6 separate regions of the Homo sapiens genome follow, and all the other regions are linked to region 1. A link is a loop called in an ENCODE intact Hi-C map of the cell type or tissue named here. Cell type or tissue: endothelial cell of umbilical vein. All regions are shown on one strand. Region 1 has its middle 140 kb from the start of COPRS. Region 2 has its middle 6.2 kb from the start of MIR365B. Region 3 has its middle 21 kb from the start of MIR365B. Region 4 has its middle 86 kb from the start of COPRS. Region 5 has its middle 16 kb from the start of COPRS. Region 6 holds the start of MIR193A (microRNA 193a).

Region 1 (5,000 bases):
AGATGGCATGGACCCAAAGAGTGAGGGGTAGCAAGGTTTATTGTAAAGAGCGAAAGGACAAAGCTTCCACAGAGCCGAAGACGACCCGAGCAGGTTACCCCTGCTAGTTTGCAGGGGAGGAGGGAGTGGTCAGCTTTTATTCCCTTATTGTACCCCTCCCATGTTCCGTTTCTGTCCTATCAGAGTGCCCTTTTTTCAATCCACCCCGTGATTGGCTACTTTTAGAATCCTGGCAATTGGTACATTTTACAGAGCGCTGTTTGGTGTGTTTTACAGAGCACTGATTGGTGCATTTTACAATCCGGTTGTAAGACAGGAAAGTTCCTGATTTGGTGCATTTTACAAACCTCTTGTAAAATAGGAAAAGCTCCCCAAGTCCCCACTACACCAAGGAATACCAGCTGGCCTCACCTCTCACTGGTTTCCCCAACTGTGGAATGAGACCTGGGTGGTGCTGCCTACTGCCTGCTGTCTGGGGTACCTGAGGGGCTGGTGGCTCAGGAGCTCATTCCCTTCACCCCCACTCGCTTCGGGGCAGTGTTAGAAGGACATTGGCTGGAAAATCCCCGCAAGTCAGTGGGTCAGCAAACAGCCTGCACGAGCTCCAGCCTCTTAGTCATCCTGTCCAGGCCAGGGCTGCCCACTCTTAGGAACTGCCTCTTGCTTCTTCTTCGCTCCACCAAAACAGACTAGCTTGGGTTTGAGCTTTGTCTGGGCGGCCGGGAGGGCTGTGCTTCCCTGCTGGCTCATTCTTGATAACCTCAGGCTAGTGATCTTTAAAGGGAGCTCCCTCCCTGGCCAAGCACTGCACACCCTGGACCCCCACACCGCAAAAGGAAAGAGGGGCAACCCCGAGGTGGAGTTGGAAGCTCCCAGACAGGCTGTGGAGTCTCCCCAAAAGCAAGTTGCACTCAGAGACCAGAGCCCCAAGATGGGGGAGGACCCTGTGTTTGGTGCCTGGTGTGAGATGTGGTTGCTTCTGGTTCTGAGGGGCTGGCTTGTCCCGCAGAAAAGAAATACAAGGTCAAAGCCAAGGTGCCCCCTATACTGAGAACACAGGCCCCTGGGCATTGACACCAAGCATGACTGTGACTGACGCTGCTGCAGGCGCCAGGGACAGAGGGGATGACATCTCTACCCCTCAAAGAGTTCACAGGCCTCATTGTGGGAGCAGATACAATAATCCCATGATTTGTGGTTTATCGCGGAATGTCCATTCATGAAAGTCTAAACAGGAAATGGTTTTATTTTTTCACATTGCTTTCCATGATGCGATGAGAGTCCTCCCTTTCCTGTCCTTTGACACATTTGGGGCAGATTCCATAGCTTCGTGGTCCCTTTCGGGGGTGTGGCTGGGCAGGCCCAGCCTCATCTTTGGGGCACAGAGGTGCCGGGTTCTTAGTGCCTTTTGTTCTTGGCTTTGGGCCTTCTCTTAGTTCTGGGTAGTTAAGTCCTTTATATGACCTATAAGATCGGCTGGGCACAGTGACTCATGCCTGTAATCCCAGCACTTTGGGAGGCCGAGGTGGGCAGATCACGAGGTCAGGAGTTCAAGACCAGCCTGACCAATATGGTGAAACCCCGTCTCTACTAAAAATACAAAAATTAGATGGGTGTGGTGGCATGCGCCTGTAGTCCCAGCTACTCAGGAGGCTGAGGCAGGAGAATTGCTTGAACCTGGGAGGCGGAGGTTGCAGTGAGCCGAGATCGTGCCACTACACTCCAGCCTGGGCAACACAGCAAGACTCCATCTCAAAAAAAAAAAGGATGAAGTACAGGGGCTCGTGGGAGCTGAGATGGGGGCAGTCAGCCTGACTGCGGGGGCAGGAAAGGCTCTGGGCGACCTCTTTCACGCCAGGTGTGGCTGGACTCAGATTTCCTCAGGGGAAAGTGCTTGATGTCTATGACGTTCTCCTCTTCCAGAAGTTTCCTAAGAGCTCAGGGCCCCTGTTTTGAAGTCATTATGAATGTGAAGGCAAGGCCCTTCTCTGTCCCTAGTGTTCATCAGGACCCGCACATCCATGGTGATGAATGAATGAATGAATGAATGAATGAGCTGGTGCCGGTTGGGAATTGTATTTTCTTGTGCTTTGGTTAATGGAGTGTCTTGGGATTCTAGAAGAGTTGGAATTCTTTGGAAGAATTTCTAGAAGGCAAGTATTATAGATTGAATTGTGTCCCCCACCCAAGTTCATCTGCTGAAGCCTTAACTCCCCATGGGACGACATTTGGAGACAGCAGCTTTTAGGAGGTAATAAAGGTTAAATGAATTCATATGGCTGGGGCCCTAGTCCCATAGGACTGGTGTCCTTCTAAGAAGAGGAAGAGACACCAGAGAGCTCTCTCTCCACACGCAGAGATGAGGCCATGTGAGGACACAGTGAGAAGGTGGCCACCTGCTAGCCAAAGAAGAGCCCTTGCCAGAAACTAGCGCTGCCGGCACCTTCATCTTGGACTGCCTGCCTCCAGAACTGTGAGAAATCGATTCCTGCTGTGTAAGCCCCCTAGGTCTGTGGTATTCTGTTACGGCAGCTCAAGTAGATGGAGAAAGTGAGACGACCCAGCCTGAGCTAGCAGCTAGGCAGCTGAGAGCTGGGCTCCACTGAGCCATGCAGGAAGCTTGCTCCTGGCCAGTCCTCTGCATCAGCCTGCTGCTTGAGCTGGAACCCCCTTCTTCAGCATCTGCTTCCTCTCCTGGACAGCCCCCCGTGCCCCAAGCTCTCCCTCTGCCCTCTTCTTGGAACAAGCTCTCAATCCATGCAGTGCCATTTGCGCCCTCCAAGGTTATACTCATGGGACTGTGTCCTTTCCGATGACATTCAGTTGGCCGGTCTATTTATAACAATGACTCACACACCACCTCAACTTCTGCAGGAAGAGTTCGGCTTGGGAGCCAACTCCGCTGGAATGTAAAACAATTTGCCCTTGTAAATTATCACCATTTCATTTCCACAACATTGTTTATCCTTGGCCTCCTCTTGACCCTAGTGCCAAATCACTTCACGAAACCCCCTACATCCACCTCCGGTGCCACCATCCTCTCCTGTTTATCAAGAATCTTGCTGGCTCCATGACCTGCACCACCAAGCAAGTTCCTCTTCAGCATTGACCTTGGGACCGAGACTTCCTTGCTCTGCAGATGGGAAGGCCTCTGCTAGACACTCTCCCTTTGTTTTCATGTTGATTGCTTGGAGTGAGCTCAGGTTGGGACTGGGGCAGGGAGTGGAAGACTCTGGAAGAGAGCTCTGAGCCCCCATCCTTGGCCTGAGGCTGCCTTCTCCAACCCTGTCTCTCAGCCTTTGACATGAAACACCCACAGCACTGCAGGCTGACTTCTGCATCCACCCCACCTCATTCCACAGCAACTGTTCTCATCTCCTAGTTGACACATCAAGGTGATCCTTTAAGTCCCAAGTTTCAGCAGTCTCTCTGCAGCTTTTGACATGGTTGAGCTCGGTCCTCCCTGGCTTCTGACACGCCACCCTCTCCTGGTTCAGGAACAGCCCTAGGCTCCATAACCTTCTCATTTATGCCTCCACTTCAGCCTCCATCTTTTCTCCCTTACATCACTACACAGCCACCAGCTGGATGCCCTGCCTTCGGGCTCTCCCTCTCAATCCACTCTCTGTCATCAGATGATGTCACACCCCTGCTTAAGTCCCTACCTTGCATGGAATACAGGCCCTAATGACCAGTCCTGGCTGGCTCTTGGCCTCGTATTCTGCCCCTTATTCACACTCCACCCCAACCCCATTTTCCAGCCTCCTGGACTACTCAGATGCCTCCAGATTGACTTTCTTCTCTCACATCTCTTTGCCTTAGCACATGATGCTCTCACTGCACAGAACACTCTTATTGCCTTCTTCTTTGTCTGAGCCCTATAATTTGGAATTCTGCTAGGTCATCCCCTTTGGCAGAAGGCTTCAGGGAGCAGCCCTTCCTCTCCTCCCCTGGCGTCTTCCTCACTGCCCACTGCTGAACCATCTGTGTGCTTCCCTCACTGGCCCCGATTCCCACTCTACCTACCGACCTGACACTCCAGCCCGGATCAAATTCCTTTATTTTATGCTCCCATGGAGTGATTCCATTGTCTTTAGAACACTGCTTTAGTTAGTAGTTTTATTTCATAAAAACCATTATTTGATTATTGTCTTAATCTCCCCCACCAGGCTGGAAACTAACGAGAACAGATAAATCTTTATCTTCAAATAGGGATATTGTTTTTCTTTTTAAAGAACATTTACTATTAAAAATTCTATTTTTATTTATTTATTTATTTATTTATTTTGAGATGGAGTTTCACTCTTGTCGCCCAGGCTGGAGTGCAATGGCGCAATCTTGGCTCATGCAACCTCCACTTCCCGGGTTCAAGTAATTCTTCTGTCTCAGCCTCCCAAGTAGCTGGGATTACAGGCATGTACCACCATGCCCAGCTAATTTTGTATTTTTAGTAGGGATGGGGTTTCACCATGTTAGCCAGGCTGCTCTCTAACTCCTGACCTCAGGTGATCCACCTGCCTTAGTCTCCCAAAGTGCTGGGATTACAGGTGTGAGCCACCGTGCCCAGCCCCTATTATATATTTTAAAAGACTAATGAACACCTGTTATCCATGACCCAACTTTGTCCAATCTTACCACTTGCCATATTTGCTTCAGATGTTTTTTTGAAGATATAAAGATGATTGAAAGCTTCTAAGTTTCAATACACATCTATAGAACTTGCTGTCATTACGTGTATAAATGTTTAGATATATTTATAAAATGTGTGCAGTGTCTAAGGATTAACGACAACAGCAAATACCTGCGTACCCACCACTCCATTTAGGAAAAAGAATATAACCATTCGTTTGAAAGTCCCCTCTGAGGCCCTCCTCAGCCCCTCCCCTTTCCTCAGTAACCATTATCCCAAATTGTGTGTGTGATTTTCATGCTTTCTTTATACTTATACCAAATATATTTGTATCCCTAAACAATAGATTGTTTAGTTTTGCTGTGTTTTC
Region 2 (5,000 bases), 140 kb after region 1:
ATCTGTCACCTGATAAATGGCTAAACAAACCGTGGCACACCCATACAATAGAATAATAGAATGCCTTCCAGCAATAAAAAGGAACGAACTACTGAGATGCATGCAACATGTGGATGGGTCTCAAAAACATGCTGAGTAAAAGAAACCAGACACAAAAGAGTACATGCTATATGATGACCTTTACATGAAATTCTAGAGAAGGCAAAATGAATCTGCAAAACAAAGGCAGATCAAGGTTGTCTGAGTCAGAGGGATTGGTCATAAAGGGGATAAAGAAACTTTTAGGGGCAAATAAGAAATATTCCACATCATGATTGTGGCAATAGTTACAAGGGTGCACGCATTTGACAAAACTTATGAATTATACACTTACGGGTGGGTTTTGTTACATGTAAAGTATACCTCAATAAAGTTTATTTTAAAAAATACAAGACCAAAGAAAAACACTGCCTGTATTAAAACCCTTTCTGTGACAGAAACCCAACTCAGGCTGGTTTTAGGGAAAAAAGGACAGGCACACTGGCTCGCACCTATAATCCCAGTGCTTTGGGAGGCTGAGGTGGGAGGATCACTTGAAGCCAGGAGTTTGAGACCAGCCTGAGCAACACAGCAAGACCGCATCACTAGAAAAAAAAAAAATTAATTAGCCGGGTGTGGTGGCATGTGCCTGTGGTCCCAGCTACTCAGGAGGCTGAGACAGGAGGATTGCTTGAGCCCAGGAGTTTGAGGTTGCAGTGAGCTATGATTGCACCACTGCACTCCAGCCTGAATGACAGAGCAAGACCCTGTCTCTAAAAAAAGAAAAGAAAAAAGAAAAGGAAAAAGAAAAAGGAAAGGAAGGAAGGAAGAAAAGAAAAGAAAAAAGAAAAGAAATGTATTGGCTCACAAAATCAGGTTAGTCCAGGCTGCAGCTGGTTTCAGGCATGGCTGGATCCAGGGGCTCACTGATGTCTGGATCCATACTCTCCATCTCTTTGTTTTGTTTGTTTGTTTTGAGATGGAGTCTTGCTCTGTCGCCCAGGCTGGAGTGCAGTGGCATAATCTCAGCTCACTGCAAGCTCCGCCTCCTGGGTTCATGCCATTCTTCTGCCTCAGCCTCCCAAGTAGCTGGGATTACAGGCACCCGCCACCATGCCCAGCTAATTTTTTTGTATTTTTAGTAGAGATGGGGTTTCACTGAGTTAGCCAGGATGGTCTCGATCTCCTGACCTTGTGATCCGCCCACCTGGGCCTCCCAAAGTGCTGGGATTACAAGCCACGGTGCCTGGCCTCATCTCTTCATTTTCTTTCCTCTTTGTTGGCTTTGTCAAGTTGAGGACAGGATGGCCACCAGCAGTTCCCAGCCTACATCCTATCAATACAGCAACTCCCTCAGAAAAAGAATGCTTCTTTCCCCATAACTGCTGCAGATGTCCCATGGCAGAGTCTCAGGACTTGGCCTCCAGGCCTGGAACACATGCCAGTGTCTAAAGCCAGGGTTTGGGGTTGGCCACACCAGAACCCCAGAGATACAGGGTAGGGGAGAAGTGATCTCCTGAAGTTATTAACAGAAAAAAGAGGTATTAAAAGAGGTATTATCAGAAGGGGGCATGGAAAGCCAACAGATGGCCACCTCATACCCAGGGAGTAGTGTCAGCATACACCCCTACCTCCAGACAATTCCACATTGGCCAGACTATCAGGGACAGACCTCAAACCCACGCGGGCCCAAGGCTGCTTTTCCGTGACATCACAAACTCTGCCTATTAGCTACAAGAATCAAAACAGAAAGTAAGCACTAATTGCTTCCCCACCAGTCCAGCCAAACAGAAAGCCCTTCCTGCCTGTGCTGGGCTGTCTGCACCCCAAGGAAGCTGGCAGGGGAGGGAGCAGTTCCACATCAGCCACTCTGGCCCAGGCCCAGCAGGAGTGCCTCGGAGCTGACGGAGTCCGGGCTTATAGGACAAACCCCCTAGAGGGGAAGATGCCTCTGTGGGCGCTGGGCCTCAGCAATCTAGACCTGATGGGAATCCAGAGCAAAGAGGTAAAGCTTCAGTTTTCCAGTCCAGAGCCACTGTCCCAATACTTCACCCAGGGAGGAGACTGTCAGGAAAGGTTGTCCTTGCAGGGTCAAGGATGGAAGGCACCATCCTCAGGCTGTGACCCAAACTTCATTTCCTGAGCCGTGTGGGGCAACCACCATTCACTGGGCATCTTCCCCATGCCAGGCATCACTGAGTTCTCTGCTGAAGTGTACTCCTGGCCGGGAAGGGAAAGGCAGCCACAATTTCTTGTATCTATTTGGAAGAAGCCTAGAAAGTACCCACATTCCTACAGGGAACTATGGCACCCATCAAACAAATGAGGCAACAGGCTCAGCAGGGAGCTTTACCCCAGGTTCTCAGCTCAGTGACCGCCTTGATCAGACTCCCAGGCAAAGGCTCGTCCCAGCCCAACTCCAGGAGGTCAAAGCGCTTGTCTCAGCCTTGTCCAGCGGCTAGGCTGCTGACTGAGCTGAGGGCACTTCTGATCCAGGAAGCAGGAAGCCAAGGCAGCTTAGGGCTATCTTCCAACCCAGCTCCCCAGGGAACCTGGGCAAGAAAAGCCTGAGCTGATGCCCACTGCCCCATCTCCCACTAAGGTGCTGGCTGAATCTGCCTGTACAGCCATGCTGCTTTCTGGGAAGCAGGTTTAATGGACATCGCTGCCAAGAGTGTACACTCTGCTGCAAAGTGCTGGGCCGGGGGACGGTGAGAGCCAGACTGAGGAGGGAGAGGGCCAATGCCAAGCAAGGAAGGAGCGGAGGAGTACACGGGGCCCTCCCTTCCAAAGGAAGCCCGAGGGCTGGCCCAGAGCCACTGGGCTCCGGGAAAATGGTGTTCTGAGCTCCCAGATTCTATCTCTACCCTCCACGAGCAAGGCAGGCTGGTCCTCCGGCTCTGCAGACCTGCCAGGGAACAGCTGACCACTTCCTGGAGCCGACAATGCACCCATCGTTAGCTCCCTGCGCTGGCTGCCTGCCCAGCCTGCCCGCAGGCCAGGCCTCTGGAGCTGAGCTGGGCAGGAAGGAGAGAGGGGCAGGGACAGTCTGCTAGAGACCTGGGCACCCCCAGTAGAGCTCTGTCCCTGAGGACTCAGACAAGCAAGCCCCATGCAGGGCTGTGTTCCTTCCTAGATGCCTCTGTCCAGGCAAGGAGAGCTGGGTGACATGGGCCAAGCCTCTTGAGTGTTCTGAGCCTGTTCCTCATGTGTAAAATGGGGCCAAATCTCACCGTGCCCACAGCTGGGATTAGTGCAACAGGGCAGGCTGCGGGCAGCTGTGGGTCCAGGCTGGCTGGCAGGGGACACAGAGCATTGGGAAACTAGGGGATGATGACTCACCCTGCTGGGGCAGCCCCTACCCACGCCTCAGCATACTGTGATGACCAAGTGTCCAATTATTATTAAGCACAAGAATATGCTTCTTATGATCCATATGCTCATCATGAATACTAATGACTAGTACTACTGAAACAGCACTAATCTGGAGGGTCAGAAGTTGTGTATTTTACATCTCATCTCTGCCATATTCTGTGTCTTCAGATAAGTCCCCCGATCCCCTTAGCCTCAGTTTTCTGCTTGCAAAATGAGGATCAAAAGATGACTGAGCAGCAGAGACAGTAACGGAAATGAAAGTTGGCCAACTGCAAATGGTCACATCCCTTGATCGGGCTCTGAAGGCAAAGCTGGAGGAAACCTCTTCCATCTCTAGCTTGTGGGCATTTAACCCAACAGTTCTCCTCTGATTGCTTAAGAGACTCACCTGAGGAACATAAGAAAAAAAAAAATAATAACTGGTCAGGTGTGGTGGCTCATGCCTATAATCCCAGCATTTTGGGAAGCTTGAGCCCAGGACTTCAAGACCAGCCTGGGCAACATAGTGAGACCTCGTCTCTACAAAAAAAATTTTTTAAATGGCCAGGCACTGGGCGTGGTGGCTCATGCCTGTCATCCCAGCACTTTGGGAGGCTGAGGCGGGCAGATCACTTGAGGCCAGGAGTTTGAGACCAGCCTGGCCAACATGGTGAAACCCTGTCTCTACTAAAAATACAAAAGTTAGCCGCACGAGGTGGTGGGCACCTGTAATCCCAGCTACTCGGGAGGCTGAGGAAGGAGAATCACTTGAACCCAGGAAGCAGAGGTTGCCATGAGACGAGATCGCACCACTGCACTCCAGCCTGTGCCACAGAGCAAGACTCTGTCTCAAAAACAAAAACAAAAACAAAAACAACCACCAGCCAGGCGCGGTGGCACACACCACACGCTACTTGGGAGGCTGTGGGAGAATCACTTGCACCCCGGAGATTGAGGCTGCAGTGACCCAAGATCGAGCCACTGCACTCCAACCTGGGAGACAGAGAGAGACCCTGTGTTAAAAAAACAAACAACAAATAAAAAACAACAAACAAAAACAAAGATACCAGTCTTTGGGCCCTTTCATTCCCCAGCAATTCAGATCCAATGGGTCCTGCATGGGACCAGGCATTGGCATGTTTTTAATGCTCTCAAGTGATTCTTCTGTGCAGCCAGGTCAAGAAGCAATGCAGCCGCCCACTTATAAATCAGACGGGATAAAGCCCTCTTGTCCGGCATCCTCACTGACAATTTCATCAATCCTGGTTTAGAGAGACCTGGTGCTGCTCAAACACCCTCCAGCAAGATCACTGAGCTTCCTGGCCAGAGGCCAGCAGCGGCCCACAGCATATCCTGCTTGGTAAAAAGAAAATAAAGGCTTTCTGGCCTGAGGGCACAGGGCCATTGCTCAAATGAGTTATGAGCCTGACCCTTTTAAAAGTCCCAATCCTGCTAACTGGGTGGGGAAGTACAGGCATGAGTTAAAAAGGCTGGAAAGATAGATTTAATTAGCAGACATTATCTCTAGGTATGGGCATTTATAAGCCCTTTCCATCTCTTTTTGTTTTGTTTTGTTTTGTTTTTTGGAGGCAGGGTCTGGCTCTGTCGCCAAGGCTGGAGTGCCATGC
Region 3 (5,000 bases), 130 kb after region 1:
TGAGGCCCTCGAGATCTGCCCCCGATCTCCTGCCTTGGAATACTTCCCCCCACACCCTGCGACTCCACGCTTTACCCCCCTCCACCCTCTGGAGCTCCTTGCACATTCTCGAAGCTTTACCTCCCCTCCTTGAGATCTTCATCCCTTGGGACCCCTTTTCTGCTCACACTGACTGTACTCCTACTCATCCTCCCTTCCTCAGGGGAGCCCTTCAGAGCCAACCCCTCCCCTACCACGTTCCCTCCTGTGCTCCCCCTCAGGGGGTCCTGCCCACAAAAGGAAAGCCACTGACATGTAGAGACTGCCAGACCTGCAAACTTTGCAAGACTCAGGAAGGGCCCTGGGGTTTGCCAATTACCTTAGGAAGAGATGTGGTGGGGTAGGAAGGAAGGGTGAGAACTTTGGTTGGGGAGGTAGGGAAGGCTTCCTGTAGGAGGAGGTGAAGGGGATGAGCCAAGGACTGCAGAAGAGGCCAGAAGGGGCCCTCTGGAGCTCCAGGCAGGGAGACCTCATCTTGTATCAACCCCAATTGCCTCCCCCACCTCCTTCTTCCCTCCCATTCTGCCTGGCTTTGGAACAATGGCCTGGGCCTTTCAGTAAAGGCTCACCAGGTGCTCCCAGCTTCCTCAGGGTCAGTGAGGATGGGCGAACACGGCCAGGTGGGGTGAGAGGGGTAACCTGCCCCTTGGTAGCAGCACACATGGTAGACCAGCCGGCAGTCACAGGAGGGCAGATCTGCAATATCCACTGTGGCCCCAGGCTGGTCTCCTCTGAACTGGCCCCAGCGGACTCAGTCGGAAAGGCCTCCTGTTCAAGAAATTGGTTCTCACCTGACATGAGGACTGAAGGCCTGGGGTTCCCCGTCAGGCAGCCTCTCGGGAAGAAGTGTCCCCCCATCCTCATTCTTTGAGTACCTGCCCCTTGTGCAGACCCAATGCAGCAGAGCATCCAGTAGGGCTGCTGCCTGCAAGAGGCCACGTCTGAGGATGGGGAGACTCTGCGGGCCCATGCGGTAGGTAGTCTACTGAGCACTTGCTTGGTGCCAAGCTCCATCCAAGCTGGGGTCTAGGGTCACAGGAGGAGCAAGACTCCCTTCCTGACCTCCAGGGACACCTTGTCCAGGGCAGGAAACAAACACAAGAATCCTTCATGCTTCATGCACACTCAACTGAGGACAGAGGTCAACCATGTAGACGGGCACTCCAACAGAGATGGCAACAGATTCACAATGGCCAAAGCCATCTCAGTTCCCCTCACAGCTCCTCTGTGATGGGAAGGTAGATCACATTTTACAACACTTATGCATAGAGGGCACATTTGTGCACACACCCAAAACCAGGCAAGTGCCTTAACCACTCTCGACCTCAGTTTTGACTTTTGCTAAATGGGCTTATGTTGTGTAGCTGTTGTGAGACTGGATGCAGGAATGGATGTGACAGGGCTCACCTCTCAGTAGGTATCCAGTGTTAGCTTCCTAAGCACAAGCAGCCGTCTTGGTGTGGGGCAAGATGGCAGGTGGGGACAGGGGTCTCTGACAGATGAAGTTGGGACCCCAATGCAGGAAGAGTGGGGTGAGTTGTCTGGGGCCAAACTTCAGGATGCCAGGCTCTGGGCACTGCCTTTACCTTACCTCTTCCCCCTGCAGGGTCAGGGAGGTCCCCATCCTGCCCTCCCTTCTAGGCTCATGACAGACCAAGCCACCCCATGTCCACCACCCTGTTGCTCAGTTGATGGGTCATGAAGCCACATGAGCTCATTGTTCCGGCCTGTCCCAGCCTTGACCATTCTGCAGTGGAAGAGCTGGTCCTAACCTGGAAATCCCCCCCAGCAGGCAGAGGGAGCAGCGCCATGCCTCCCTCATCGTAGCTCCTGACTCGCTGGCAGTGGCAGCCACTTCCTCTGGCCAGGCTGGGCCAGCAGTTGCGCTGCCTATAAATAGAAGAGTGAGATTCCTCGTGGCCCAGTGAATGGCACTGACATCCTGCCTCCGCCTGACTGAGCCCTGAGTCACAGGCCCCTGCCGGAGGCCCTGCTGCTCTGGGCAGACCAGGCCTGCACCACTGACAAGGCCTAGGAGGAAGCATTAGGGCAGTCAAGAGTCCCTGGGGAGGCTGACTGAGGCTTAAAGAAACGGGGCTGGCATTTCCTCCCGGCAAGGCTGGCCAGGGCCCTGCACTCAGGCTGGCTGGTGAAGAAGCGTGCTGGGGGGCTGCGTGCATGCAGGCACGGTGTCAAGGTGGCCGGCCCCAGGAAACACAGCAGCCTCTACACTCCCTTCCAACAGTGCAATGGAAGGGGGGCGTTTCCCAAAAGCCTCATCTGTGCTCATGGCACCCTCATTCTGCCTTTGCTCATTTAAAAGCCAAAACCAAACCCACACAAGATAGGCACACCCACAGGAGCTCAGAAAATTGGTGGGAAGGCTGGAAAAACAGGCCTGGGCAAGGGCAGGAACCAAGACAGCTCCTGAGGGCCAAAAGGCGGGAAGGGCAAGCGCATAGATTGGGGGTGGGGAGCAGGAATGCGTGGCAGGAGGCAGCCGGGAGACTCTGACTGTCCTTGTCCTTCTGCCCATGAATTAGAGGAGTGGACAATCTTACTGGCTAGGTGGGTCACATGTCCACCCTATGGCAGGGCAGGGCAGAGGGAGCCTGGTAGACTCTGTCCAGCAGAGAAGAGGCAGTTCCTCCCCAAAAGAAACTAAAGGCCTGTGAGGAAAGGGAGTTGGGTGGTCCAGGCTCAGCAGATGCCCACCATCCATGCTCTGCTCTGAGAGGGCCATCAGACACCCACCTATCCAGCAGGCTCTCCCCACCGGCCCTCATTATTCCCCACTCCCGCCCTAGCTGCCTCGCACTCTAGCTTTTGGGATGTGTTTTATTTTGTTTTCTTGTTTCTTTCTCCTCCACTGGATCCACTGGATTCCACGCTCCATGAGGACGAGGACCAGGTCAGGATGTGTTCACCTTTCCCTGTGCAACTGGCACGTATTAAATGAATGAATGAGCAGCCTGCATGTGTGGGGCACACACACTCATGAGCACACCCCTTACATGCACTCCTCACACACACTCACTCCATAGGCACACTCTCCCCTCCATGGTGTTCTCATCTAGTTTAAGAAGTGTGCATAGTGGCTCATGCCTGCAATCCCAGCACTTTGGGAGGCTGAGGCAGATGGATTGCTCGAGCCCAGAAGTTTGAGACCAGCTTGGACAACATAGTGAGACCCCCATCTCTACAAAAAATACAAAAAATTAGCCAGGTGTGGTGGTGTTCGCCTGTGGTCCCAGCTACATGAGAGGATCACTTGAACCTGGAAGGCTAAGGCTATAGCAAACTATGATTTTGCCACTGCACTCCAGCAGCCCAGGTGACAGAGGCAAACCCTGTCTCAAAAACAAAATAAAACAAAACAAACATGAGGAGCCCACTCTCTCTCTCACTGTCACCTCTAAATCTCTCCCCAAATCCCAGCTGTGCGATTGCATTCTCTGCAGTCCTGAGCCATGAGGAGTGAGACATTCTCCTGATTCACACCCAGGCGTTGGTAATTTCTCAGTCCAGAGGGACTGGGGTGGAAAAACCTGCTCTTGCTCAGGAGGAGGGGAAGTAAGTTTCTGCCCCATTTAAAAAGCCTCACTGGGTCAGACCTGGGGCCAGCACTTTGGAAGGCCAAGGTGGGTGGATCACCTGAGGTCAGGAGTTCAAGACCATCCTGGCCAACATGGTGAAACCCCGTCTCTACTACAAATATAAAAATTAGTGGGGTGTGGTGGCATGCACCTGTAATCCCATCTACTCGGGAGGATGAGGCAGGAGAATCATTTGAACCCAGGAGGCAGAGGTTGCAGTGAGCTGAGATCATGCCACTGCACTCCAGCCTAAGTGACAGAGCAAGACTCCATCTCAAAAACAAACAACAAAACAAACAAACAAACAACAAACAGCCTTGCTGGTTCCCTGTTATCTACAAGTTGAAGCCCTACCTCCACTGCATGGCTTCTCAGCCCAGGCCAAACCTTGGGGCCACAGGGAATTTCTGCACTTCTCCAAATACCCCATGTTCTTTCCCATCTCCATGCCCGCATGCAAGCTGATCCTTCCACCTAGAATTCGTTTCGCTCCCCTCCCCTGGTCCCCATTGCTTGCTCACCTTGCAAACTCCTAGTTATACTTCAAGACCCATCCAGATTTCATCCCCTTGCAAGACTATGAGCAACAGTAATGGTTTCTACTCCTCCCTTACCCAATTTGTCCTAAATGCTCAAGAAGCACAGATATACAGAACTGTGGGCTTGGCAAGGCCCTTAAAGACCCACAGTGGTCTGCAAGCCCAGGGTGGTTGGAAATGTGTAGGGTATTTTTTGGTTGCCACAGTGACAGGGACTGCTGCTGGCATTTAGTGGACTGGGGACCAGGAATGCTCACTAGGAAGAACTGTCCCTCCCAAAGGGTCAATAGCACCCTATTGAGAAATACTGAGCTGCCTCCTCTTGAATGGGGAACCCATGGCCAGGGAGGGGAGACGTCTTGCCAAGGTCACACAGCACCAAGGTGGCTGGTACTCACTCCTTTCATGGAGCACTCCTGGGCGGTGGGCCTGACAGTGGCCCTCTGACCCTCCAGGTCCTTAGATCCTGGCCTGGTGCTGGCCATGCTACCAGCGCCAAGGATGTCATGAGAAATGTGTCTGGGAATGCCCCTACAGCTCTCACCAGCTGCTGCACCTTCCCCACCCATGCTGGAGGCCAGATGGCCTGGCGTAGGCGATGATGTGCCTGGAATGTGGAGCCAGCCTGCCCGGGGAGGGGAGAGCCCGGCTTGTGGCTCACACACAGTCACCAGAGTGAGGGCCAGAGTTCTACAATTACAGTGTCTGGTTCCATGAGCTTATCCAAACACAAAGATCTGAGCCTGGGCACTAGTGAGCACAACACTCCAGGGCCCAGCCTGGCCAAGGCAGGTGGGGAGAGAGAGGCGAGGCCTGGTGTGAGAGG
Region 4 (5,000 bases), 50 kb before region 1:
ACCTCGCTGGCAGTGCAGTGAGTTGACATCACGTACCTCCTGACTGAAGCATCGGGGCTTTTTTTTGTTTTGTTTTGTTTTTTTTGTTCTATTCCTGCCAAGAATGCATGGCCTGGGTCTTCCCATTGGGAAATTGAGCAGTTGTCCCCAGTTGAGAGTTATCTTATAAAATTAAAGACCTGTAAACTTAAAAACTATAAAGGAAAATTGTGAAAGAGAAGGAGAAACTTCCAGTTTGAAGGAGGTGTGAGGGCTGTGACAACTAAATGCAATGTGTTCCTAGATGATCAGATCGTGTATCAGAAATGAAAAAAAAGACCTGCTGGGAAAATCTGCCTGGGGATGGTGGATTGGATGGTGAGGTTGTGTCAATGTCAATTTCCTGATTTGGAAGTTTCGGTCATGTGTCCTTGTTTATAGGAAATACACTCAGGGTATTTAGGCACAACGGGCATTGTATCTGAAGCTCTCTCTCAGAAAACGACCAGTGATTCTATCCACTCTGTGTCTAGAGAGGGAGAACTCACATGGAAGTGAATGTGGAAAGATATAGCCGTCGGGAAACTTGGGAAACAGAAATATGGCAGTTCTTTGTATTATTCCTTATTTTTCTGTAAATCTGAAATTATTTCAAAATAAATTATTTATTTATTTATTTATTTTTTTGAGATGGAGTCTTGCTCTGTCACCCAGGCTGTGGTGCAGTGGCACAATCTTGGCTCACTGCAATCTCCACTTGCCGTGTTCAACCAATTCTCCTGCCTCAACCTCCCGAGTAGATGGGATTACAGGCATGCACCACCATGCCTGGCTAGTTTTTGTATTTTTAGTAGAGACGGGTTTTCACCATGTTGGCCAGGCTGGTCTTGAGCTCCTGACCTCATGATCTGCTGCCTCGGCCTCCCAAAGTGTTGGGATTACAGGTGTGAGCCACTGTGCCTGGCCCAGTTATTTTTTAAAAGATACAAAAAGCCCACTCATAATTTGACCAATCCATGCGTAACTGTGTAACATTTTAGAGCATTTCTTTCCAGTCGTGTGTGTGAATTTTTATGTAGTTTAAATCATGCTCTACATACAATTTTATATCCTACTGTATCATTTAACATGGTAACATAAACATTTTCCTGAGTGATAAGACAAACGCTCTCTAAACATTTTTTTTAATGGCTACATAATGCTCCACTGACAGGTTGTATCAGAACTTACCACTCCAACTATTGTTGGACAGTTTTCAGGTTATTTCATTAAAAAAATTATAAATCATACTGCAATGAGTATCTTTGATAATAAAGTTTTATATTTCTTTGCCTTACAACAGACTTCTAGAAATGAAATTACAAAATGATATGAATATCTTAAAACAATCGGCATATATAGCACCATGCTGCTTTTCTTTTTTGAGATGGAGTCTCACTCTGTCACCCAGGCTGGAGTGCAATGGCACGATCTTGGCTCACTGCAACCTCCAGCTCCCAGGTTCAAGCTATTCTCCTGCCTCAGCCTCCCAAGTAGCTGGGATTACAGGCATGCATCACCACGTCTGGCTAATTTTGTATTTTAGTACAGGTGGGGTTTCACCATGTTGGCCAGGCTGGTCTCAAACTCATGACCTCAGGTGATCCACCCACCTCAGCCTCCCAAAGTGTTGGGATTACCGGCGTGAGCCACAGCACCCAGCCACCGTATTGCTTTTCAAACCACATTAGCAATGCAATAATTCCCAACAGCAGTGAATGAGCACTAATTCCAGCACACCCTCACCAGCATTTAAAAATTCTTTACTCTTTTGATAGGTGAAGAGGGAGGACTTATTGTTTTATTGTGTGTTCCTTCAATTTCTGGAACTTGAACGTTTTACTAGTGGTTTGTGAAACCAGTTGTGGCTCTCTGTTGACATCACCATGGTTTTCATTAGCTTGTCTAGACTGGATGCTTCTCCTAGGACTGGGGCCATGTGACCTTTGTGTCTAGTGCAGAGCTCTCCTCTGAGGACCACCAGCATCTGGTGCCCATGCCTGGCGCTTTCTGGAACCATCTGACTTCAAAGTTGCTCATGTGCATGGCTGCCTTTCCTCTTGTCAGAGGCTGTTTAGGGAGCTGGTATCTCACTCAGCCTGGGCCATTTCCGAACTAGTCCTTCTGGTTAGTTCCAGCTCCCTGGCCTGGGAGCAACTCTTATCTACTTTCATTCTATTAGACTTTTCCCTCCTTTATTTTTCTCTTTTGAAAAATAAAAATAGGATTATTGATTATTTTCCCTTTGAGTATAAAGGAAGTTTATATTCATGTAAAAAAGTCAGATATTATAGAAAGACGTAAAAAAAAGAAAACTCTCTAGCAGTAAAATGAGTTTGGCAAAACTCATTTTGCCAAAAAAATTAACAGCAGCCAGGCACAGTGGCTCACACCTGTAATCCCAGCACTTTGGGAGACTGAGGCGGGTGGATCACTTCAGGCCAGGAGTTTGAGACCAGATGGGGCAACATGGCAAAACCTTGTCTCTAATAAAAATACAAAAATTAGCCAGGCATGGTGGTGTGCGCCTCTTGTCCCAGCTACTTGGGAGGCTGAGGCAGGAGAATCACTTGAACTTGAGAGGTAGAGATTGCAGTGAGCTGAGATTGTGCCACTGCACTCCAGCCTGGACAACAGAGTGAGACTCCGTCTCAAAAAAAAAAAAAAAATTAACAACATAAAAACAACACTCTATAATCATATAATCCAGAGCTATTTGATATTACTATTTGGAATATTTCCTTCCAGATTTTTCTACGCATATACGTATAGATTAATTTTTATAAAAATGGACTTACTTTTAAAATTTTGGTTTAAAAGAACTTTTAAAAGTTCGTTTTTAAGCATCCACATTAGATCTCAGATTTATATATATAGTTTGCATCCAGTACTTTTTTGGGTAACACAAATATTAATACAGCCAAGTATCAACCGCATTCCACTTCTGTGTTAAAAACAAGTTTCTATTTGTAATGCACTACATTCCTGAACTGTTGTAAAAAACCTTCTTGGAATTAGTGTGTGAATGTTTTTTAAAAAAACATTGCTTAGGCCAGGCGCAGTGGCTCATGCCTGTAATCCCAGCACTTTGGGAGGCCTAGGCGGGCAGATCACCTGAGGTCTGGAGTTCAAGACCAGCCTGGCCAACATGGCGAAAGTCCGTCTTTACTAAAAATACAAAAATTAGCTGGGTGTGGTGGTGCACACCTGTAATCCCAGCTACTCAGGAGGCTGTGGCAGGACAATTGCTTGAACCCAGGAGGCAGAGGTTGCAGCGAGCTGATGTGTCCAGAATTGGTTGCTTCCGGTGGGTTATTGGTCTCGCTGACTTCAAGAATGAAGCCATGGACCCTCGCGGTGAGTGTTACAGTTCTTAAAGATGGTGTGTCTGGAGTTTGTTCTTTCAGATGTTCAGATGGGTCTGGAGTTTCTTCCTTCTGGTGGGTTCGTGGTCTTGCTTGACTTCAGGAGTGAAGGTGCAGACCTTTGCAGTGAGTGTTACAGCTATTAAGGGTGGCATGTCCAGAGTTGTTTCTTCCTTCTGATGGGTTTGTGGTCTCGCTGACTTCAGGAGTGAAGCCGCAGACCTTCGCAGTGAGTGTTACAGCTCTTAAAGGTGGCGTATCTGGAGTTGTTTGTTCCTCCCGGTGGGTTCGTGGTCTTGCTGACTTCAGGAGTGAAGCTGCAGGCCTTTGCAGTGAGTTTTACAGCTCATAAAGGTAGTACGGACTCAAAGAGTGAGCAGCAGCAAGATTTATTGTGAAGAAGGAAAGAACAAAGCTTCCACAGTGTGGAAGGGGACCTGAGCGGCTTGCTGCTGCTGGCTCAGGTGGCCAGCTTTTATTCCCTTATTTGGCCCCACCCACATCCTGCTGATTGGTCCATTTTACAGAGCGCTGATTGGTCTATTTTACAGAGTGCTGATTGGTCCATTTTTACAGAGTGCTGATTAGGTGTGTTTACAAACCTTTAGCTAGATACAGAGTGCTGATTGGTGCATTTACAATCCTCTAGCTAGACAGAAAAGTTCTCCAAGTCCCCACTTGACCCAGGAAGTCCAGCTGGCTTTACCTCTCAATCCCCTCTCTAAACAGGACACCCCAACTGCTGTTGGGAATTGGGTGATGAATGCTCTAGCTACTTCCTGTGGGATAGGGGCAAAGAAGGGGCCCTACAGTTGTAGTGTCCTCCAGAGGGGAACTCTTTAGGCCAGTGAAAGGGCCAATGGGTCAGTCCAGGGGTCCTTGGTAGAAGTTGTTAGTTGAGCTCATTTAGGGTTCCATTTGTAAGACCATCTGTAGCTTGATGGCCTTGATCCTAGAGGAAACAAATTTGACAAGGAGATTAAAAATACAAGGCCTGAAGGCGAGTAATAGCCAGATGGCTGCCACAGGACCTAGAAAAGGAAGAAGCCATGTTGCCCAACTCCAGAGGTTGGTATAAGAGTTTGAAAGGCATCTGATTTCAGAAGCCTTTTCCTGTAAACACTGGGTGGCATCTTGTACTATCTCTGGCTGGTTAGTGTAAAAACAACACTCTTCTCCTAAGAAGGTGCAGAATCCTCCTTCCTCCACAGTGAGGAGGTCTAGGCCTCAGCAGTTTTGGAGAGTCACTGCTGCCAAAGAGTCTATTTGGGGTTGTAGAGTAAGGATAGATTTCATTAGTTCTTGCAAACTGAGAAATCCTTTGAGAGTGTGTGGTAGTAGGGTAACGAAGTAGATAAACTGGCTATTCCAGTTCCTGTAGCAGTAGCTATTCCTAACCCTATAAGTAGGGGTATTAGTTGTCTGGCTCTGCGCTGACAGACTTGAGCTTTGAGGCATTCTGATAGGGTCTGATTTCCTGGGGCAATGTTAATGTTGGGACTTAGAAAGACTAAGGTGCAGGTGCCTGTCCAGTTAGTCGGGAGGCAGATATAGGTCGACGTTCCACAAAAGACTATACCTCGGCTGGGTAGAGATAACTGGTTTGTGTATGTTAAA
Region 5 (5,000 bases), 120 kb before region 1:
GAGGCTGTTGAGAAATACAGGTACTAAGGGCCTGTTAGGAGGAACAAAAGAGTAACTTTTATTCTGACTTTTTTTCAAACAGTATCGTTCATCAAGAAAGAAACCACAACTGACCACAGCCAAAATCTTGAGTGATGGGAGAGGATATGTGTGTGGATCCAGTGTCTGGATGATCGTTTGAGACGTGTATTTGCTTTCCCTCCTTCATTCTCCTCTCCATGCAAGCAGTCAGTTGGCTCTCTGTCATTGCCTGAGTGGAGTCATGCAGCAGAGTCTAAAGGAGCCAAGAAATCTCTCTGGCTTTTGTTTTACAAAATGGATTTACTGATTTGTTTTTTGGTAAGGAGGCAAAGGGGTTTTGGGCCAACAGACTGTGCATCTTGAAGAAATCTGGAAGAAAAGAATTTTCCCCAGGATCCCCCCACCCCCAACAACAAAAAAAAGTCTTAGGTTGTGAGATATGGTAGAGAAGAGAGAGAGATTGGGGGATGCTAAGGGCAGGTGGAACAGGAGCGCTGCTTCTTGGAGTGTCCCTGGGGAGCTAGGTCTTCAGAGAGTGATAGATGTTAGTGCTTGTAGGCAGTTGGGACTGTCTTGCAATGCCCAGGCCTTGGCTGGGCGCGGTGGCTCACGCCTGTAATGCCAGTACTTTGGGAGGCTGAGGTGGGTGGATCACTTGAGGTCAGGAGTTCAAGACCAGCCTGGCCAGCATGGCGAAACCCCGTTTCTACTACAAATACAGAAATTAGCTGGGTGTGGTGGTGGGCGCCTGTAATCCCAGCTACTCGGGAGGCTGAGGCAGGAGAAATGTTTGAACCCAGGAGGCAAAGTTCGCAGTGAGCAGTGAGCCGAGATCACACCACTGCACTCCAGCCTGGATGACAGAGCAAGGCTCTGTTTAAAAAAAAAAAAAAAAAAAAAAAAAAAGACACCCTAAGCATTCTAAGAAGCTGATGGACCCAGAGGGCCCAGGGAAGACTTCTGAAGATGGACGGTGGATGACCTGATGCCCACCCCCACTTGCCTCCCTAGCATGACTCCAAGTAAGTGAGGAGAACCCAGAAGGCCTGGATGGAAGCTCAGGGTCAGAAATTAGGATAGTTAGAAGGACAGAATTGCTTCTTGTGAACCCCCAAGATGCAAGAGATGCCAAGTTGCAGAAGCCTGGACATGAGTGTTACAGCTGGGGTTCTGGGGGCATCATCAACTAGATCAAGATGATGTATTTGAGGTATCATCATTGGTTGATTAATACCAGAGTGCTAATAATTTTTGTTTTTATTTTCTATTTTGATGAAAAACTTGCAATTTTTGTACTGTAGTGGAACCAACAGGATTGTGCTGTTCACAGTTTGTATAGGTAGTTTTATGTTTTTTTTTTTTTTGAGACAGTCTCGCTCTGTTGCACAGGCTGGAGTGCAGTGGTGGGTTCTCAGCTCAATGCAACCTCTGCCTCCCGGGTTCAAGCGATTCTCCTGCCTCAGCCTCCCAAGTAGCTGGGACTACAGGCGCCCCCCCCACCACGCCCGCCTAATTTTTGTATTTTTAGTAGAGATGGGGTTTCACCATATCAGCCAGGCTAGTCTTGAACTCCTGACCTCAGGCGATCTGCCCGCCTCAGCCTCCCAAAGTGCTGGGATTACAGGTGTGAGCCACCGCACCCAGCCAATTTTTGTATTTTTAGTAGAGACTGGGTTTTGCCATGTTGGCCAAGCTGGTCTTGAACTCCTGGCCTCAGGTGATCTGCCCGCCTTGGCGTCCCAAAGTGCTGGGATTACAGGCATAAACCACTGCATCCTGCCAGTTTTATGTGTTTTTGATGGCTCCCACTTGTTTCTGTCTGTTTTATGGCTTTTCTCCTGTTGGGAAATTCTGGGGCAATGTAGCCCTTCATCCCAGCCCCAGCTTAGCTTGGTGCTGTGTTTCCAGTAGGGTTGGTGGTCATAAGACCTCCGGAGGTTATGATGGGCAGTGCTTCCCCAAGTTTTACTCTCCACACTTGTGTGCCTGGGCTAAGACGGGCCTTTCCAGAGAGGCTTTCTTTGCCTTCTCACAAGCAGACTGTGTAGAGGCTGCAGAGACCAGGCTCTCTGTGTCCAGAAGCAACCTGCTGGATTCAGCAAAGCCCTGCTGCCTTGAGGAAATCTGAGACTGTCTCCTTGGGAGATGGAAGTAAACTCATGGGCTAAGTAAATATCTTGGCGCTGCACTGCCCTTGGTTTTCCGGAGTTTGCATTCTTGGGCCCAACTTTTCACAGGATGGTTGGAATATGGAGAAAGAGAAAAAATAACCCTGGCTGTGGCCCATCTGGATTCTGCCTCCTAGTTTTCCCAGAAAAGATTTTCCACCCAAATAAATGAGAATAATGGAATGGAGGACTGTGTGTGTGTGTGTGCACTCCTGAGTGTGGCAGGCCAAGGAGGAGAACTATCGGGTGGAGGGAAGAGAAGTTGGAGGGTGGAATAGGAAGGCAGGAGGCAGGGCTGGCTCCCACGTTGTTGACTTAGCAAGTCTGGCTGCAAAGCCAAGGCCTTCGGAAAGAACGGCCTCCCTGCTTTGGGCAGTTTTCCAGGACTGAGCTAGATCCTGCATTGTTTATGGGCAGGACAGTTCAGTTGGATTCCTGCGCACCAAGGTTTGGAGAATGTCACCAGGATCTGCCCTCTGTGATGGCCCATGGAGTAAAGTATGACCATGGTTTTAAAAGAAGATACTTCCTCCCACCTCACAGGGTTTTCTAGTCCTTCTCGCCTTTGAGTCAGAAAGAGAAATTTCTCCCGGAGGCACGCTCCACGTTGTAACCTTTGCAAGGTGCAGTTGGTTTTCCTTTTATTTTCTTTTTTTCTGGTCAGGTGGTTTTTATTTCAAAAGCAATCTCCTCTGATACCCTCTCATTAGCTGTTGAACAAATGTGGCAGATACAAGTTAGAGCCGTGCATTTGGCAGCTGAATTCAGGCAGGCGCCTGAATTTCTCTGGGCTGCTGCCTGTGGCCTTATTCTGTTTGTCCAGCAGGTGGCAGTAAAGACCCACTGACTCCGCTGTCTCCGTAGGACCCACCGACTCTGCTGTCTCTGGTGCGACCCACATCCAGGGGCTTTGGAGGAGAGGCTGAGTCTGGTTCAGCGTTACCTTCCTGTTAGCTGGCTTCCTGCTGGCTGGCAAACCCACCTGCGAATCCTCAGGATTTACTCCGGATTTACAGCTGAGTTTTCTCAGAAGCGGTTACTGTGAAATCTAGGGCCAGGGTCATCATCATTCCTCCCAGCACCTGCCTGAATCCGGCACGTGGTAAGCGCTTCACAGATGCCTGCCGACATCAGCCAAAGTGTGTGCATATGGGAAGGAAGGTGGAAGGCATTGTGCTGCGTCCCTCTACCGGGTCACATGCCAGGTGTTTTTCTTATGAAGTAGGGTTTATAATTCCCACTTCAGAAAGAGAAATCGAGGCTCAGGGAGGTGAAATAACTGACCAAAGGTCACAAAGATAGGCTGTGACCCAAGTCAGCTGACTCCAAGTTTTCAGCCTTGTATGCTTGCCGTACTGAGGTGGGAAACATTTAGATTCAGCGAGAGTCTAGGATGAACTTAGTTTTAGAAAAGCAAGGGAATTTAGTGTAGGTGTGATCTTTATTCATTAACGTATTTCTGGGCACCTGCCATATGCTGTGTACTGAGGAGGAAGAGGTAGAGGCTGTAGTTCCTGCTTTCATGGAGCTCGGAGTGGAGTGGGGAGGCAATGGCACACAGGTCATCACAACACCATCCATAACCATGGAGAGGGTAAGCCCGGGGTGTGGGGGAACCTAGAAGGGTTGGGGGATAAAGGAGACCCCTCAAAGGAGACGGTCTCTCAGCTGAATTCTTTTTCTTTTTTTTTTTTTTTGAGACAGAGTCTTTCTCTGTTGCCCAGACTGGAGTACAGTGGCATGATCTCGGCTCACTGCAACCTCTGCCTCCCTGGTTCAAGTGATTCTCCTGCCTCAGCCTCCCGAGTAGCTGGGATTACAGGCTCCTGCCACCATGCCCAGCTAATTTTTGTATTTTTAGTAGAGATGGGGTTTCACCATGTTGGCCAGACTGGTCTCGAACTCCTGACCTCAAGTGATCCGCCTGCCACAGCCTCCCAAAGTGCTGGGATTACAGGCTTGAGCCACTGCGCCAGCCTCAGCTGAATTCTTGAGGACTTGCTGGGCAAGTAGTGGTGGGGGTGTCATCTAGGCAGAGAGAGCTGTGTGTGCAAAGCTCCCAGGTGTGAGAGGAGTTGAAGTGTTCAGGGGGAACTGGCAAGGGAGGTGGTGAGGGATGAAGTCTGGTAATCACAGGGCTTTGAAAGTCATGCTGAGGGGCTTGAAAGGTTTTTAACAGGTATGTGACATGGGCAGATTTTCATTTTTGGAAGATTATTCTAGTGTCTGGCAGGGAGTGGCAGGAAAAGGCTGAGACTGAAGGCAGGGAGGCCAAGCTAGAGGCTATAGTCTAGCAAGAGAGGATGGTGACCTAAACTAGGGTAATGGCTATGGAGATGGAAGGAGGTGGACAGATTGGAACTATTTATAGAAGGTAGAGCTGGCAGGAGTGGGAATAGATTGCCTGTGAGGGGAGGGCAAGGGAGAGAGAAGACTCTGGGATGAGCTTGAGGTCCTGAGTGGAGCAACCAGGTGGATGGAATAACCTCTTAAGTGTGAATGATTTTTATAATTATTATGTACTTTCTTTTTTTTTTGAGACGGAGTCTTGCTCTGTCGCCCAGGCTGGAGTGCAGTGGTGCAATCTTGGCTCACTGCAACCTCCGCCTCCCAGGTCAAGTGATTCTTCTGCCTCAGCCTCCCAAGTAGCTGGGATTATAGGCGCACATCACCACACCCGGCTAATTTTTGTATTTTTAGTAGAGACGGGGTTTCACCATATTGGCCAGGCTGGAGGCTGGTCTTGTACTCCTGACCTTCTGATCCGCCTGCCTCGTCCTCCCAAAATGCTGGGATTATAGGCATGAGCTA
Region 6 (5,000 bases), 160 kb after region 1:
GGCACCACAGTGCTCCTCAGGCCTCATTCCCAGCCCTGTGAGTCCACCTTCCCCAGCCGGTCCCCTCCAGGGTGGGTGCAGGGCAGCCAGCCAGGCCTGCTTTTCGGCATCTCATTGCTCCAGCCCACTTCTGGGATGTTTTATGACCACGCAATATTCTGGAGATTTCCACTTCATTTACTTTTAGACACTGATCCCCAGGGCTGGGAGAGGCATTGGTTCAAAGGGAGAACTTTGTTTTCCCAAGCTGATTCAGCGCTCCAAAGAGCATTTTTCTTAATTAGGGGCGAGGTCTCCAGTTGAAGCTCCCATCAGTTCCACTCCTAGACAATTTTGTCTCCAAACTAAGAATTTGTCAAGATGTTCAGAAATCTACCCCATGGCCAAACTCTTTTCTCCCATAATTCTGACATCTGCATGTTCCACTGGGTAAGCCTCCAGGACAAAGCTAACATGGACAAAAGTCAGGCCAACTGCAGGACGGGGTATGTCCCTTCCTGGCCTCCCAGGCCCAAACCTGCCTCCCTGACCCCAAAACACACCTGACTGCCTACCACACACCTGACTCCCCTGTGTTGGCTCCCACATGCCCCCAAAACAGGGACAACAGTATGGGCAGGACGCCTGCAAAGGACTACTCTACACGTGGCCTGCAGAGGCAGGGAGCCTGTGGGAAAATGCCTCTTGAATGGGTTTTTACACGACCTGGCAAGGGGTGGGCCAACCTGGCCGTGATGGTTCCTCCCTCTCACCCTCCCTCCTCCCAGCTCCTAAAAACCTCTCCTGTTTTCCAAAGCCAAGTAAGACAGGGACCAGACGTTCCCTATTTTGTCAACCAGTTCTTCACACAGTTCAAGTCACCTCACTGCATGTCCCCAGATGTTTTTCCACGGCCAAGAGCCAAAAACACAACACAAACAAAGGACAAATAACCAAAGTTCCAACACCAGGCAAACCCGAGGTTTCAGGGGTTGGTGGGTTTTTGTTTTCGGGGAGTAGAAGCAAACGCACTAGAGGAATAGATAAGAGACTTTAAAGGAGAGTTTAAGGAATTCCAGCAAAAAACTTGAAGAGGACTAGAGTGGGTCCACATTATGTTGCATCGGTCAGGGAACAAAAGACCGGCCATTGGGAACACATCCACAAAGATCCATCTTTAATGAAATGGTGTTTGGGAGAGGAACAGGGGCTTCCTGCGCCACCGGGCCAAACCTCCGCTTCCCACCTCCCCAGGGGCAATTCTAGAAGTCAGGCCCCGTTCTCCCCACCCCCAAGCTCAAGGTTGCCGCCCTGGAAAGCACAGCAGGGCAGGCCTCGGTAAGTGGCAGGGCTTGGCCCATGGGTAAGCCGGGTCCCGTCTGTCCACTCAACCCAGGTCGCCGGGGCGCGGTCCACGTCTGCCCAAAGGGTACGGACCCCAAGCAGTGACCGACTCACACTTCCGAGAGCGTCGCTATTTCTCCAGCGAAGTGCGGGGATTTCCCGAATCACCGCACGCAGCCGGGGCGAGCGCACCTCACCACTCCTTCTCCAGCGTGGACCTGAGAGGCAGCCTGGCCGGAGCGCACGCCAGCCCGGGAGGAAGCCGGCCTGGGGCGAGGACCGGGGAGAAGACGCTGGTCCCGGGGGCCGAGAACTGGGACTTTGTAGGCCAGTTGATCCGACACCCTCATCTCGCCCGCAAAGACCCAGCCCTCAGCTCCCATCCTCGGAGTTCGGGGTGCGTCCCCGACGGGCTTCCCGGGGCTGGGTCCGGTCGCCGGCTCTGTGCACCGCGCTCCGCTCCGCCGAAGCTCTGGGTGTCCCTCAGGCGGCGTTCCCCGGGAAAGTCCACCGCCCCGCCCGACCTCGGGTCGCGGGCTCCAAACCCAGCCCTCCAAGGGTTACACGACGCTCGGCGGCCTCCACGCCACCCCCGGGCCGCCTCGGCTCAGGCCGAGGGACAGCGCTGGGGGAGGGGGAGGTGCGGGGACCAAAGCCTCCCCACCGCAGCCCCACTCCCGAGTGGGGCGCAAGAGTTATGCGCCGAGAAACTTCGCCACGCTCCCACGCCGCGCCTGCGAGGCCCAGCTCCGCTCTGCCTCGGTTACCTGCGCTCAGCTCGGCGGGCGAGGGGCGCGGGGCGCGGGGCAGGAGCCGTGGCCGACCTCTCGCAGCAGGCCGCACCCTCCCGCAAGGCCGAGCCCGCACCGCTGCCTGGGCACGGGGGCCATAGCCGCTAGCCGGGGCCCGCGCCCCGACGTTCCGGGAGCCCCTCGAACTCCTGGCCGGGGGCCGTGGCCTCGCTCGACCTGCCCGGGACCTGGGGGCCGCCGCCGCCCCCTCCGCTAGGAGAGCGAGCCCGACGAAGCCGGGAGAGGAGCGGGGCGGCGAGACCCCTCGAAAGTTGGGGGGGTCGGCTTGCTCGCCGCGGCCCGACCTGGCTCCACGTGCTGGTGACACATCAGGAAGGCTGCGCGCCCCGCGGCTCCCGGCGGGCGGACGCGGCCAGCGCCCGCCCGCACCGCCTCCCGGAGCCGAGCGGACGGCGCCCCGCCCCGGCCCGCCCTTCGCCCGCCCCTAGGCGGCACCGCCCCCGGCCGCGACGCCCGCTCCAGCCTGCGGCACCGGCGGGAGAGACCCTGACGGCGGTGGGGGGTGGCCCGGGTTCCCAGGTCCCGGGTGGCCCGCACTGCCCCGGGGATGGGGTCCCGACGCGGGCGGCCCTACTCGACAGTCTGGAGTGCCTTCCTCCCAGTCACGCAGTCCTTCCCGCCCCGGAGCCCAGTAATTTTCCCTTTTCCTCCTTTGACCCGTCCGAGCAGCTGCCAGCGCTTCCTCCCGCGGAGACCGGCGCGGGGAGCCCCCTGCCGGCCGCTCCGCTCCCGGGCCGCGCCCCCGCCCGGTGGAGCGCGCCTGCCGCCGGCCTCAACTTCCCCATCTAGAACCTGGAGCCGCCGGGCACTTCTGGCAGGGCTTTGGTGGCAAAGATTATAAATTAAAGTGCCAAGCATAGTACCGGGCAGCATACTTTCTTGAGATGTTAAAATTTCGTGCTTTCAACTCCCAGTTCCAGCGGCCTGCAGACAACCTCTCTTCCTGGCTGTGCTGTTTGAAAAGCTGAGTTCCTTTAGGGAGACTGTGGAAAAGGAGTGGGACAGAAAAGCTTTGAGGCTGAGTAAGAGCTGTCCCAAGATTAGCGAGGGGTGGGAGGTCAGTGGAATCCCCTTGGTGGAGACCTGCTGCCCCACTGTCTCTCCGGAGACGCCAGGATGTGGGAGAGTAACTGCGTGTCTCCTCTGGGACCTGAACCAGGCCTCTACCAAGATCCCCAGCCTCAAGATGGCCAGGATTCCAGGCACCGTGGGTGATGGGGAAGCCCAAATAACCACTGAGGTTGAGTTTCCCAACCTCTTCAGGTCGAGATTTGGAGCCATTTAAAGAAAATAACGTGACATATCTGTTTGTGTCCCGACATAGATATTAGCTATGTTCCTGCCTTCTCTTTCCTGGCCTCACCAACCCAGATCATGCCTTTAAATCTCACTATGAGGCTGGGCACGGTGGCGCACACCTGTAATCCCAGCACTTTGGGAGGCCAAGGCAGGATTGCTTGAGCCCAGGAGTTTGAGACCAGCCTGGGAACATAGTGAGACTCTGTCTTTACAAAAAGTTAAAAAAAAAAAAAAAATTAGCTGGGCGTGGTGGCACACACCTGAGGTGGGAGGATCGCTGAAGCCCAGGAGTTAGAGGCTACAGTGAATTATGATCGCACCACGGCACTCCAGCCTGCGTGACAGAGGGAGACCCTGTCTCTAAACTTCACTTTGGTAAGGGTTGAGTGGTATATCTGGTTTATCTGATCCCCACATCGGGATCCCTGGGTAGGACATGTCCAGGAGCTGGTGCTCCCAGGAGTGCGTAGCTGGGGGAGGGATGGCGGCCAAGCGCTGGCAGAGATGCCCAGTGCTGGGGCATGGACAGCGCTGGCCCCAGGCCTCTGTAATCGCCATTTTGTGGGAGCGCAGGATTAGAAGGGAAGAAAGAAGATGCCCTGACGTTGCTGGAGATGCAGCCGGGGCTGGAGGGGGTCTGGAGTTAGTGTTCTGCTTTCTCTTCCCCTTTTATTGCTCGCTCCAAATCTGACAAACCCTTAGGATCTCTGAGACTCAGGAGCCGGGAGGAGCCGGTGTCCTGGGGGGATGAAAGGGCAGGGTTGTAATGGGTTTACCCCGGTGCTGATCCCAGAGAAGCTCGAAGAAGATTAAGATTTGCTCCCTGGGCCTGAAATCTCCCTGCTACCCCCTGACCACATCAAAGGACACGGCCGTGGGGGGTGCCTAATCCCATCAATGGAATCAAAGCTGGACAAGAAAGGAAATTCTTCGATCTTGGGGCAGCAGCAGGATGCAGCTCACTACAGAAAGGCAGATCGAGGTCCTGGCCTTTTCCACTGGCGGGAACATCCCAAGAAAGATCCAGTCCACAGGCAGATAGGGCCTGCCCTTTTCTTCCTGAGGTGGCCACTGCGGGAAGGTCAACCACAAGAACTTGGGATACCCAGCAGCAGGACTGGGCCTGCCTCCAGGGGCAGAGAAGGACCCCGGGGGCAGGGGGTGGGGGCTCACCCAACATCCCAACATCATACAGCTTTTCTGGCTCCCAGCTTGACTTCTGGAAGGGGCTTTTGCATGTGACACTCCTTGCCACCAGCGTTTCCCAAAAGGTGGTGCTCATATGAGAGATGGTTTTAGATGGAAAAAAATGTAATATGTAGTATTAAATATAAATTTTCTGAATATTGCTGTTACAATGAGGCAAAAATGGTTAAAGTGAGCCAACTCAAAGACAAGAATTTAGTAAATAATGTTATAGGTAGTATTCTGATATGACAACAATAATGGCAGTGGTATGCAAATGCAAATTACTAAAGTTAGAAAAATAGACCAGGCGCAGTGGCTCAGGCTTGTAAGCCACAAGCACTTTGGGAGGCCAAGGCAGGCAGATTGCTTGAGCTCAGG

The links. Hi-C counts contacts between places; a loop is a spot of excess contacts. Peaks named below come from ENCODE experiments on the same cell type or tissue, not always from the same donor. Only the 100,000 strongest peaks of a DNase experiment are listed, where the experiment ranks them.
Region 2: it touches region 1 in a loop (5-fold over the local background); 6 of 110 quality-filtered maps call a loop at or near these places.
Region 3: it touches region 1 in a loop (8-fold over the local background); 4 of 110 quality-filtered maps call a loop at or near these places.
Region 4: it touches region 1 in a loop (2.3-fold over the local background); 2 of 110 quality-filtered maps call a loop at or near these places.
Region 5: a loop joins it to region 1, with 5 times the contacts of the local background. A loop is called at or near these places in 4 of 110 quality-filtered maps.
Region 6: it touches region 1 in a loop (10-fold over the local background); 7 of 110 quality-filtered maps call a loop at or near these places.

Annotation. Positions count from the first base shown.
Region 1 is chr17:31,720,457-31,725,456 of GRCh38, reverse strand. No RefSeq gene overlaps it. Among named protein-coding and RNA genes, the nearest start is that of COPRS, 140 kb to the left of the region's middle. In endothelial cell of umbilical vein, no CTCF peak of the experiment used is centred here; DNase peaks (open chromatin) are centred at 1,226 and 2,956; H3K27ac peaks cover 3,810 bases.
Region 2 is chr17:31,579,159-31,584,158 of GRCh38, reverse strand. No RefSeq gene overlaps it. Among named protein-coding and RNA genes, the nearest start is that of MIR365B, 6.2 kb to the right of the region's middle. RefSeq lists an enhancer at 3,388-3,437. In endothelial cell of umbilical vein, no CTCF peak of the experiment used is centred here; DNase peaks (open chromatin) are centred at 1,808, 3,108, 3,298, 4,708 and 1 weaker place; H3K27ac peaks cover 2,540 bases.
Region 3 is chr17:31,593,810-31,598,809 of GRCh38, reverse strand. No RefSeq gene overlaps it. Among named protein-coding and RNA genes, the nearest start is that of MIR365B, 21 kb to the right of the region's middle. RefSeq lists enhancers at 1-292, 293-1,148, 2,021-2,160, 1,344-2,208, 2,209-3,075. In endothelial cell of umbilical vein, no CTCF peak of the experiment used is centred here; a DNase peak (open chromatin) is centred at 1,949; H3K27ac peaks cover 1,856 bases.
Region 4 is chr17:31,770,430-31,775,429 of GRCh38, reverse strand. No RefSeq gene overlaps it. Among named protein-coding and RNA genes, the nearest start is that of COPRS, 86 kb to the left of the region's middle. In endothelial cell of umbilical vein, no CTCF peak of the experiment used is centred here; no DNase peak of the experiment used is centred here; H3K27me3 peaks cover 17 bases.
Region 5 is chr17:31,840,745-31,845,744 of GRCh38, reverse strand. No RefSeq gene overlaps it. Among named protein-coding and RNA genes, the nearest start is that of COPRS, 16 kb to the left of the region's middle. In endothelial cell of umbilical vein, a CTCF peak has its summit at 3,012 (motif pointing right); DNase peaks (open chromatin) are centred at 2,544 and 3,024.
Region 6 is chr17:31,556,707-31,561,706 of GRCh38, reverse strand. It overlaps MIR193A (microRNA 193a), which reads right to left and starts at 1,711; the gene lies at 1,624-1,711. RefSeq lists enhancers at 1,908-2,698, 4,032-4,656 and a silencer at 2,440-2,929. In endothelial cell of umbilical vein, a CTCF peak has its summit at 2,874 (motif pointing left); DNase peaks (open chromatin) are centred at 666, 1,416 and 2,766; H3K4me3 peaks cover 2,734 bases; H3K27ac peaks cover 2,905 bases.